2 separate regions of the Homo sapiens genome follow, and region 2 is linked to region 1. The links are chromatin contacts, found by Hi-C in ENCODE. All regions are on one chromosome and are shown on one strand. Each heading gives the region's core, a stretch centred on a gene start or an enhancer-like site at or near the end of the contact. The rest is flanking DNA. Distances are from core to core; before and after follow the strand shown. Region 1 holds the start of MAGI2 (membrane associated guanylate kinase, WW and PDZ domain containing 2). Region 2 holds the start of TMEM60 (transmembrane protein 60).

Evidence for each region. A loop is a pair of places that touch in the nucleus more often than their neighbours do. Pooled maps may share reads with other maps.
Region 2: a map of ascending aorta shows a loop between it and region 1 (6-fold over the local background). The contact joins the promoter of TMEM60 here to the promoter of MAGI2 in region 1. A Hi-C loop is called at or near these places in 3 of 168 maps with a recorded cell type or tissue (ascending aorta, chondrocyte and ovary) and 11 of 50 pooled maps.

The regions. Positions count from the first base shown.
Region 1 is chr7:79,451,590-79,456,890 of GRCh38, reverse strand. MAGI2 (membrane associated guanylate kinase, WW and PDZ domain containing 2) reads left to right here and starts at 3,224. Exons shown (of 22, transcript NM_012301.4): 1 at 3,224-3,871. The coding sequence starts at 3,571. It overlaps MAGI2-AS3 (MAGI2 antisense RNA 3), which reads right to left and starts at 3,934. Exons shown (of 4, transcript NR_038346.1): 1 at 3,700-3,934; 2 at 3,236-3,304. RefSeq lists an enhancer at 4,484-4,778.
Region 2 is chr7:77,795,346-77,800,646 of GRCh38, reverse strand. TMEM60 (transmembrane protein 60) reads left to right here and starts at 2,213. Exons shown (of 2, transcript NM_032936.4): 1 at 2,213-2,393. PHTF2 (putative homeodomain transcription factor 2) reads right to left here and starts at 1,874. Exons shown (of 19, transcript NM_001395272.1): 1 at 1,676-1,874. RefSeq lists a silencer at 1,794-1,933 and an enhancer at 2,344-2,453.

The sequences.
Region 1 (5,301 bases), core at 1,975-4,474:
TAAGAGAAAGAAAAAAAATCTGATCCCAATTTCTGACTCCAAGGATAGTGCTTTCCTCAGGGTTCCACTTTTATCAGTTAAGATCCAGTCAAAGGGTATTGACTATTAGGACAGGAAAAAATCCCACTAAAGAATACAGTAATAGTGGTTATTGGGAACAGCCACTATCTCTCAGGCTCTAGGAGAGTACCCAAGGAGGGAATAACTGAGTAGAACTTCCCCCTACCCACCCTCCACCCTACTAAGCCTGAAAGTAGGCGCTCATTGGAAATAATATGGCTGTGGTCCACTTAATGATCCAGAAATTTAAGGTGTCACACACTGGGCTGCTGAGGAAACCATCAGCTGTGTTTTCAGTAAAACTTGCTAGGAAGCCATTCCACTGACATGCCAGTGGTACTCCATAGAAAGACACATACTAGGGAACTGGCCAAATTTACTGAAGATTATGTAACATGGCCTTCTTGCACACCACTGGTCAGAAAGTCACTCACTGGCCACCACACCGTAGGAGCAAGCAGGAAAGCACTGGAACCAAGAAAAGGAGCCCCTTTCTTTCTGCAGTGTTCCCCTAGCACCTTCTATTGACAAAGCTAAACACTGTGCCAACTGACCATAAAGACGTTTACAGATTTCAGCTCTAATGTCACAATTTAGGGCAAAGAAGGGTAGCTGTGAAGTTGAAGAGCACTAAGTTAACTGGCACTGACCTCAGTGACACTCCTGGGATTTGGGGGATGGGAGGAGCATGCTGTTATGCCCAAATCCTGCTCCGTTTGTTTACTTTTTTCCTAATTGTCTCTGAAAGAAAGAGCAGGCCCAATCTTTTGGGACACTATGTAGTGAGAACTGGTATGACACATCGTAAGTGCACAGAGAGTTCAATTCAGTAACTGAGACAAAGTCTAGAGCCGAACCACTTGGGTCTGAACGTTAGCTTCACTATTAACAAGATTTGTAGCCTTGCAAAAGTTCATCCTTGTATACCTCAGTTTCCTTACCTGTAAAAGGAGATAACAGTACCTATTTTATCAAAATGTCAGGAGAAATTAAGTATTATGTGTAAAGCCTATAAAACAACATCTTGCATGTAGTTAGAACCTAATAAATATTAGTATATTCCATGAATGGTAGCTTGTCATTTGGTTTTACAATATGTATATATTCGGTTCTCATGATGAGTTTCCATTTAGAACTATGCCTCATAATGCTAACACTCAACTTCTCTGGGTGAGATTAGGCTTTGCTATCAAGTCTTGCCTACTCCTGGGCATTGCCTGCAGCTCTGGCTTCAGATCCTGGCACTGCCCCTGGCTCACTGAATAAGCTTCAACTAGTGCAGCCAACTTACGGAGGATCTGTTTTCTCAAGTGAAAAAAAGACACAAGGTTAAACAAATCATCTTTTTTTAAGATCTCTTCCAGTTCTGACTACATTTGATCCCCCTCATCCCCAAGTAGTAAGTTATACCTAAGAGGGAAAGAGGAGGGAATTATCATTTCGAACTCCTACTCACCTGTGCCAGGAGAGCACTGCTGTGACTGATTTCCCTGATTTCATCCTCACCACAGTCCTAACAGATTAGTATTGTTAAAGTCCATTTAACAACTAAGAAAGCTGAGGCTCAGGAAGGTCAAGCAGTTTACTCAAGATCATATTCTCAGTAAGCCGCAGAGTCTGGATTGAAACCTGGTCTTTCTGTTTGGGTCGACTCAACATTTTTAACCGTATTGTTTGCCTCCTACATCGCCTTCATCTCAGACATTAAGAATCCTACCTATTCAATGCTTTTCATCCTCCGCTTTAAAGAGATAAGTGGGTGCACAACTTTTTTTTTGCCTGAAACATATCATCTAAAAGTTAAGCAAATGAAATTCATTTACCAGTTACAGGAATCTTTTTCTTAAATCACTGTTAATGTCTCACAGGAAATTAGCTCTTCAGTGGAAATCAGCAGCCTCCCTGCATCCTTTTGCCCCTGTCCTCCCCTCTCTTGGATGCAAACCTGGCGAAAAGAAGGGAACACTGCTTGGGGTCAGCGAGCTGAGTTCCAGCTCCGAATGTACCATTTTCACCCTCGGGAGTCTTCTCCCCTTTCTCTGTGAGCAAAGGAGTGTTGGGCCAGACCGTCTTAAGGATTCTTCCCCAGGTACAAGCCGGACTCTGGCGGCTTTCCTGGGCAAGGGAGTGTCTCCGCCTTGTCTCTGCCGCAGGTCCCTGGTTAAATTGTCAATTTCTCTGCGGAGGCTGCTCACTGCATCCGCTCCCTCCACCCCTAGCCCTGTAGACCCCTTCTCTTTCCCCTACTTGGGAAAAGTGAAGCCCCTTATCCTTGGATAGCCTTTCACCAGACAACCGCAGCCGTCCGCTAAATTCCCCTACTGGCGGGACGCGCGGGCGGGGGCCTGCCCCGGGGAATGCGAGGCTGCTTCCCTTCTGCGTAATCAGGGTACGCAGCCTCCAGTTCTCTAACTTTCTCCTTCTCTAAGAGGGAATTTCGAGAACTTTAAGACAAATAAGTGACTATATAGATGAAGACATGAAACCTCTCTACACAGTGAACTCCCCCACGCTACAAGGCTCCCAGGGATCCCAGGCCTTCTCCCGCAATGCCCCGCCGGGTCCCCCGCCCCAACTCCTTCTCACGGCAGGATCCCGCGCCAGGACGCTCGCAGAGCCCGAGATGTGGCACCAGGCGCGCCACAAGTCCAGGTCCCGCTATTTCTGCTCCATCGGAGCCCAGGTCGGAGGGAGTCAGCGCGTCCTCCTCGCACAGGAGCCTGGCGCGCGGCTCGGTCGCACAGAGGCTGAAGAAAGGTCCGCACTGGGCTCGAGGCCCTTCCTGCCGGCCTCCCCACGCCGGGCCTAGGCTCCCCTCCTTCCCGGCTCCCGCCTCCTCCCGTAGGCTGCCAGGCGGACCCAGCCTGCCTCTCTCTCTGCCTTCACTACCGGGTCAAGCTGCGGAGGGAGGGAGGGAGGCAGCGGCGAAGCCCTCCGTGGCTCCCCACCCGGCGCGCGCGCCCCTCCTCCCCTGCCTCCTCCCGTCTGCCAGTACAGTAGAACTAGTACACACACACACACACACACACACGCACACGCACCCTGCCACTGCAGCTGCCATGGATATCAGCTAACAACACACACCCAGGCGCGCGCGCGCGTTCCCACTCGCACCACGCAGGAGTGGCCCCCGGCATCCCTACCCTCCTTCCCCACCCCCACCACACCCGCTCACCAGCTCGGCTACTGCTCGCTCCGGCTGCCGCCGCCGCCGCCGCCGACGCCACCACCACTGCTTCCTCTGCTGCGGGGCCACAGCCTTGAGTGTCATTCAAGGGACAGCACAACCTCATCCAAGCTCTCCTACCTCTGCCCAGCCGTCCCTCTCATCCTCCCCATTCCTCGTCCACACTCCATCCAAAGAAGAGGGAAAGCACCGAATAGAGGGGGGCGAAGGCAAAGTCTGCTGTTCTTCCCCCTGGGCCCCCTTGCTCCTCCATCCTCATTCTCTCACCACCAGCCCCCCTAACCCCAAGGAGCCCAGGAACTGAGGCGACTCGCCCCACTGCCATGTCCAAAAGCTTGAAAAAGAAAAGCCACTGGACTAGCAAAGTCCATGAGAGTGTCATTGGCAGGAACCCGGAGGGCCAGCTGGGCTTTGAACTGAAGGGGGGCGCCGAGAATGGACAGTTCCCCTACCTGGGGGAGGTGAAGCCCGGCAAGGTGGCCTATGAGAGCGGCAGCAAATTGGTGTCGGAGGAGCTGCTGCTGGAGGTGAACGAGACCCCCGTGGCGGGGCTCACCATCAGGGACGTGCTGGCCGTGATCAAACACTGCAAGGACCCCCTCCGGCTCAAGTGTGTCAAGCAAGGTGAGAGCAGCGGCTTGCTCAGTGTTTTGCCGGGCGGTGGGACCGCTCGGGGCGCAGGGCAATGAAAGGGTGGCCGCGCATGTTGAAGGGGGTGTGTTGCGCGATGATGGGGTGGGGGCCAGAGAGCACCCGCAGTGCAAGTGAGTTTCGCCGGGGATTCGACTTGGGGGCTAAAGGGAGGGGAGGGGCAGGTTGTGGTGTGGCGTGCAACTTTGTTTGCTCAGTTAGACCCTCCCCTTTGGAAGGTGCTCGGCCTGGTCTGACCTCCTCAGAGCTGCTGGGGCAAATTGAATGTGCGTCAGTGGCATCACCCGAAGCGGATGAAGAGCTTTTGGGGAAGGGAGGAAGGAAGAAAAGAAAGAAAGAATGGGAGGAAGGGAGGGAAAGAAGGAAGGAGCAACTTCAGGGTGCAGCGGCATCACCAGCGGGTCTGGGAAGAGAAGGTGGTGGGGTGAGCGGAGAACTGCGTCCAGCGTTTCTGGGGCTGGGCTGGGGGCGCCTGGGTCCCCAGCTGTCCCTTAGGGATCCGTGAGCCACCGCTGGCGAAGAAAAGAAGGGACAAATTGCTTTGGGCGCTTTGACGGGTCTTCTGTAACTTTTCCCCTTCTTCACTCCGTGTCCCCCTCCCCCGCTCACGGTCGTGTCATGTGGGCATCGCGCGTCACGTGCGTACTGACTAACCCCTGCGCTCACCCCTAGCCAGCCCGGGGGAGGAGGCTCCGGAAGAAGGCGCGGTGCTAGGAGCGCAGTCTAGTGCTGGGCGGGGGTCGGAGGAGATGAATGGTTGTCGGAGGAGATGAATGGTTGTCCGCATGGACTTTACTCAGGGGTTGCCCTCATTGAGTGGAAGTCCTCTGTGGTTGGGCTCTCCTCTGGCTCCGATTTGGGGGGCGTGTTTTGGGGGAGGAGCTGGATGAAACCCTGGCCGGTTCCAGCCCAGGCTCCCTCAGCTCCAACCTGACTTAAATGAACCTCAATTGGAGGCTGTGATGTGGATTTGGGGAGATTGGAATCATCCAGAACTCCCTGTCTTTGCTCGAAAGAAAATTATGGTGCAGAAGGAGAGAAGAGTGAGATAAAAGTTTGAATAGAGGACAACTTTAAGTAGAATAAAGTAGTAGCTTTTTTCTTTTCTGTTTTCTTTTTTAGCTCACTGCACAATTCGTGTGCGGTATGTATGGATATTTGCGTCACAGGCATATTAGCATAAGGGTTTGTTGTTGTCGTCGATGTACACTGTTTGTCCTGACTCAAAGGTGGAATTGAGCATGTCATTACCTGCATTTTGCCGCTTAATCATGATCAACTACTAAGAAATGCTTTTACGGAGATGTACCGCACTGTTAAATTATTCTCTAAAAAACTTGTTTTAAAATAAACAAGATAAAAAGAAGTACTGGGCAAGGTTTCTTAAATGTAAATTGCCATAC
Region 2 (5,301 bases), core at 964-3,463, 1.7 Mb after region 1:
AAAAAAGTTCATGGTTTAAAAATTGGGTGGGCCACCTTCTTCATTTTTAGGGCCAACTGTCCAGTGCCAGTTTGGGCTCAAAAAAAGTTTACTCTTGGAGGCTTGACTATCTATGCAAGAGTGCCCCCATTGTATACTATACTTGTTTACTCACCACATTTTCATGCTCCACCAGAAAGTGGTCAAAATTGGAACACGAAAACTCTCCACCTCACTAACACCTAACTTAAAACTATCAGATGCATTCAGACAGCCAGTCTGTGTGGGAGGCAGGCTATTTCTGGGGCAAAAATATTTCCTGGAACCACTGTTTCTGGCCCCAGACATGGCTCATTCTCCGCAGACCTCCAGATTCCTCTCCTCTACGTTATGGAGGTGGAGCCACTACAACTGATAACGCATATCCATTTCCTTCTCTTAAAATTTGCAGTCCATACACCATATCCAAGTTAGGATTTCAAATTGTTATACTGTTTTGTGACTCTTTAGGCTAAAGTGTGCAGTTTCCAGACTTTCAGAATTCCCCTTCCAATATTAAAAATATGGTGAAAAAAGCCCAGTTTGAAAGAAAATAAACTTTACAAAAATACCTGAAAACAAGATCAAATACTAAGTCTCTTGCCAAAGTCTTGGAGAAAAAAAAAATGAAAGAAACGTTTAAAAATGGCAAAAGCTAACCAAAAACCTTAAGATTAAAGTATCACACCTGAAAAGTAGTCTCAAAGCAAGGAGGATATACTATTAACAAAGAAAGCAACCGAAAACTACAAAATATTTAATATTCACCATGAATTTCAAAATTACTTGGCATGTAAAGTACACACTGAGATTAATAAATTGTTCCAGATTCTGCACTGCCCAGGTTAGTATAAGGCAGTTCCTTGTTTTCGCCACGCTAAAAATAAGAAGGGTGACAGATTAGTGACAGAATGATCCCTGAAGTTACACAAGGAGGTGCTGAGTTAGAAAGCCATGACTCGAAGGACAATACCAGAATGCTGGCTGTCAACACTGGGCAGATAAAAATAAGAAAAGCTGAAGCATGCTGATGGAGCACGGTATTGTTTCCAGACGGGAACTATCCCTTAAGGCCCATGCCTTAAGCACCCACTCCGCCGTGTTGGGATCAGAAAACTCGACTGCCGCCTGCTCAGAGGGGGCAGGGCAGCGACCCTCCTTCCACCTCCTCCAGCGCGCGAGCCGCCGCCCCCTCCCGAGCCCGCTCCTCCGGCCGCTAGCTGACATCTCCCCGCCAGCCGGGCTAGCCACCCGAGACCCCTGAACGCCCTTCCAGGACCCGACGACCCCTCAGCACAGCGCCAAGGGAAGGAAGCAAAGGACAGGGGCCTGGAAGCGGGGCCCGAGGGGCGGGTGGCGCGCTGGGCTTCGGCCCGTCACCATCAAGACTTGAGGACCGCGCGAGCTCGGGAGGAAGGCGGCTGAGCCTCCGCCACCGGCCGACTGATGAGAAGGGGTCGCGGCTGACCCCGGCCCTCAGGTACGGGAGACTGCCGGGAAAGTCGCCGGCGACGGAGGGCGACGCGTTGGCCCCGGAGCCCCCACCTCCATCCCGACGACCGCTCTCCTCCCTCGTCCCGATCCATCCTCGAAATTCTGTCAGAACTCGACGACCTCCACACTGCCCACCCGAGCGCGGAGGTGATGCCGCTCTTACCGTAGGAGCGAGCGCCGCGCCGCTAGGAGGCGGCTGAGGTGCGCGCGGGAGACTCCGAAGCTAGCGCCGCCGCCAACAGAGCCCAAGGAGCCACAACGAGGCTGCCCGCGGGCGCGCTGCCTCCAGAGGGTTGCCCCACCCCCTCTCCCGCAGGATTTTGCGCCGGAGCCTGCAGTCACTGCGCGCGGGCAGGGAGGATGGGAGGAGGGGCGGGGCGTCCCGAGAGGGCGGAGCTGAGCGCCGGCTGCTCTGATTAACATCTGTGGGCCCAATGGGAGCACGGAAACTCCAGGCTGATCTTGGACTGACTTCCCTACTAACCCGTGACAGTAGAGAGGCGGGACCAATGGGTCTTTTTATTGCCGCCTTTCTGTCGAACCCGAAAGTAAGGAAAGGTCGGTTGGTTTGCACTGGCGGACAAATGGTCCAATTACCGCGGAAAAGGGACCTCTGAATCCAGATTGGCGTCCTCTCTACCTATAGGGTAGGCTCAGGGGCGGTGAGAACCAGCCCCGGATGTGGGCGCGGCACTGAGGTAGAACTGAGAGATCCTCTACCGCAGTCGTTTGAGGAGGCGGAACTGAAGTTTTTTCTTAATTATCATGTGACGGGTTCTGGATTTAATGGGGGGAAAAGGGCGGAAAAGGACAAGGATCCAAACTGGCGAATTTGCTGATCTTCGCGTCCCTCTCCGCTTTCCGGCCGGCAGCGCTGCCAGGTGAGTCTGGGGCTCTGCCCTAGCCCGCACCGTACGCCGGCGCTGGTCTCCTGATGCTTCCGTGGGCTGTGCGGCCGACCCTCAACCCATCACACAGCCAGCCCCAAACGCGCACACGCCTGCTTGGCTCCAGGGCTTCTGTGCGCATCCAGCAGGAACCGTGTTAAACTCCAGCATGTGCTGGGCTTACAGCCCATGAAAGGGGAGCGTCCCGGTGGGGCGCCGCGAGCCGACTGTCGGTGTTTGCAGAAGGGCAAGTATAGTTTAGGAGCGTCCTGAAGTTCCAGGGGCAAATAGGCCCCCAGATGAGCTAAGTTGTAAGCAGAACGCTGTTCCTTTGGCCAAGGCTGTTGCTGCACGGGCTTTTCAAAAGCGACTCATTATGAAGAAGAATAAATATGTGGGCTCATGAAGCAAAATTATCTTTGGGATGAGGCAGGTTCACTTGGTAGACTACTGGCAGTGGCGAGAGAAGGGAAATGGGGGCTGATACCCAGCCGTGGGCTATGTGGGTGGGGCTCTATATATGTCCATACAGGGGTAACTCCGAAGGTTTTAAAAATGAGTAAGGAATCATTAACAAATATTTAACTGTCTTCCTAGTGCCAGAAATAACCACCTTAAATGGGAAACATTTTAGTTGAGCACATTTTTGGAGTACGCACCTCCCCCTTTCTTGTGGAGAGAATAGTAGGAAACATAACGACTGCTCAAATTGATGAAGACGTAAATGTAAAACTGGGATCGTATGTCATCGTTGTAGCTCAGCATACAGGCGTACAATCCTTCAATCGTCATTTAAGTATCAGCAGTGCTTCCCCATTGAGGGTATTTCCGTGCAAGAACATAACAGAATTTTGTTGCATCCCACATTATAAATCTTGTAGGCACAATAAGATTGTTACTTGCATCCTTTCACCTCCAGCCCTAAAGCACCTGTGGTAAGTACAGCCAAATGTAAGAAAAAAATGAAGCTTGTCTTATCCGATAGCAGATGGAACAGTTAGGTTTAAGCAAGTGTATAATCATAAACCGTTTTTCAGAGGTTCACAAAAACGGCCTGATAGATTGGAGGTGGGGATTGTGCAATTTACGGGATGAAATCCATCCATGGTTATTAATCAACACACACCCCTCCAACCCTGCTTCCAAATTCAGTCCCACATCCCACTCTATGGCAGCCTCTGGCCGGGAAAGGAAACCAACACAGAAAAATGCCTCCTTAGAAGCAAAATTACTGCAGTATGAAGCCTTTGCCAATTAAGTAAACAAGTTTAAGTGCCACTAGATGGGTATAAGGGAAAAGAGGTGAGTTAGGAGACTAATACTTAACTGTTGAAATAGAACAGATGTGTCCTCTTGCACTGTGATAGCCACCCACTATTTAAAGTAGTAGAGATGTTGCACAGTACATCAAAGTTAGTTCTAAAATATAATTGAGCACGCTAATCTAGGGTATTTGGCTCAATTAGCCAGTTCCTTCACCTTTTCCCTGTTATCTTCCTGCATCTTTCCTCCTACCACGCATGCTTTTGTTCCTATCCCTAGCACCTTCTGATCTTTTTCTCTTTCCATCAAGTATCCTCTCTCATCTTCAGTGTCATTCCCCATTGGCTTATTTCTGTTTATAGTCATAAATTCTTCCTTTCCTGAAAATTTCTTCTTTCAGTTTCATATACCCTATCTTTCATTTTTCTCTTCTCCAAATGCCTCAAAGGAATAAAATGTTCTCAATTGTTTCCATTTCTTGGTCTTCTGTTAACTCCTTACCCAGCTGCATGCAGTCTGGCTTCTGATTTCCCATTCTACTTATCCTTTTTCCAAGTGGCCATAAAGGTTGGTATAAAAAACTTAAGTAGAGGAACATATCATAAACCTATATGTGAAGATTAAATATAATAAATGCTATCCCAAGCTAAGTTTTATGCATTCATAATCAAAATTCTAGGTTTTCAAGAATCAGCAAATTTAGCATTGAAAAACTGTAAGGGCAAAATAGAAAATATTCTAGAAAAGAGGCCGGCGTGGTGGCTCAAACCTGTAATCCCAACACTTTGGGAGGCTGAGGTGGGTGGATCACTTGAGGTCAGGAGTTCGAGATCAGCCTGGCCAACATGGTGAAACCCCATCTCTACTAAAAATACAAAAACTAGCTGGGCGTGGTGGCGCACACTTGTAATCCCAGCTACTTGGGAAACTTAAGTGGGAGGATCACTTGAACCCGAGAGGCAGAGGCTGCAGTGACCTGAGATCGTGCCACTGCACTCCAACCTGAGTGACAAGAGTGAGACTCCGTCTCAAAAAAAAAAAAAATTCTAGAAAAGAGAACAACGAGTAGATACTAGGCCTTCCAGATATTAATACATTCCTAGAGCAACACTAAGTCATATAGTATTAGTGCAAAAGAGAAACATATAGATCAATGAGGCAGAATAGTGATATAAGAAATAGCCCCCAAAATTTAGCATCTAATAATCACAAAACATCAAAAGTTTATTAGGTGGTCCTGATTATTGAATGGATAACAAGTAGCTTAAAAAAATACATATATACACCACCAATCAGTGAGACTATTGTTAAAAGGAAAAAAACTATTATACCAAGAAAGATATTTGTAAGAATTTTTATGAGAAAATAAGTGAGAATTTAAGAATATGTTTCAAATTATATGAAAATCCAGTGTTATCAGTGCCTTTTATATTATATAGCCCAACAACCTCTTTACAATCTTTTTTTTTTAGACAGTGGTCTCACTCCCATCGCCCAGGTTGGAGTGCAGTGTGCAACGGCTCACTGCAGCCTCAACTTCCCGGGTTCAGGTGATTCTCCCACTTCAGCCTCGCGAGTAGCAGGGAATACAGGCACGTGCTACTGCACCTAAATTTTTTGTATTTTTAGTAGAGACGGG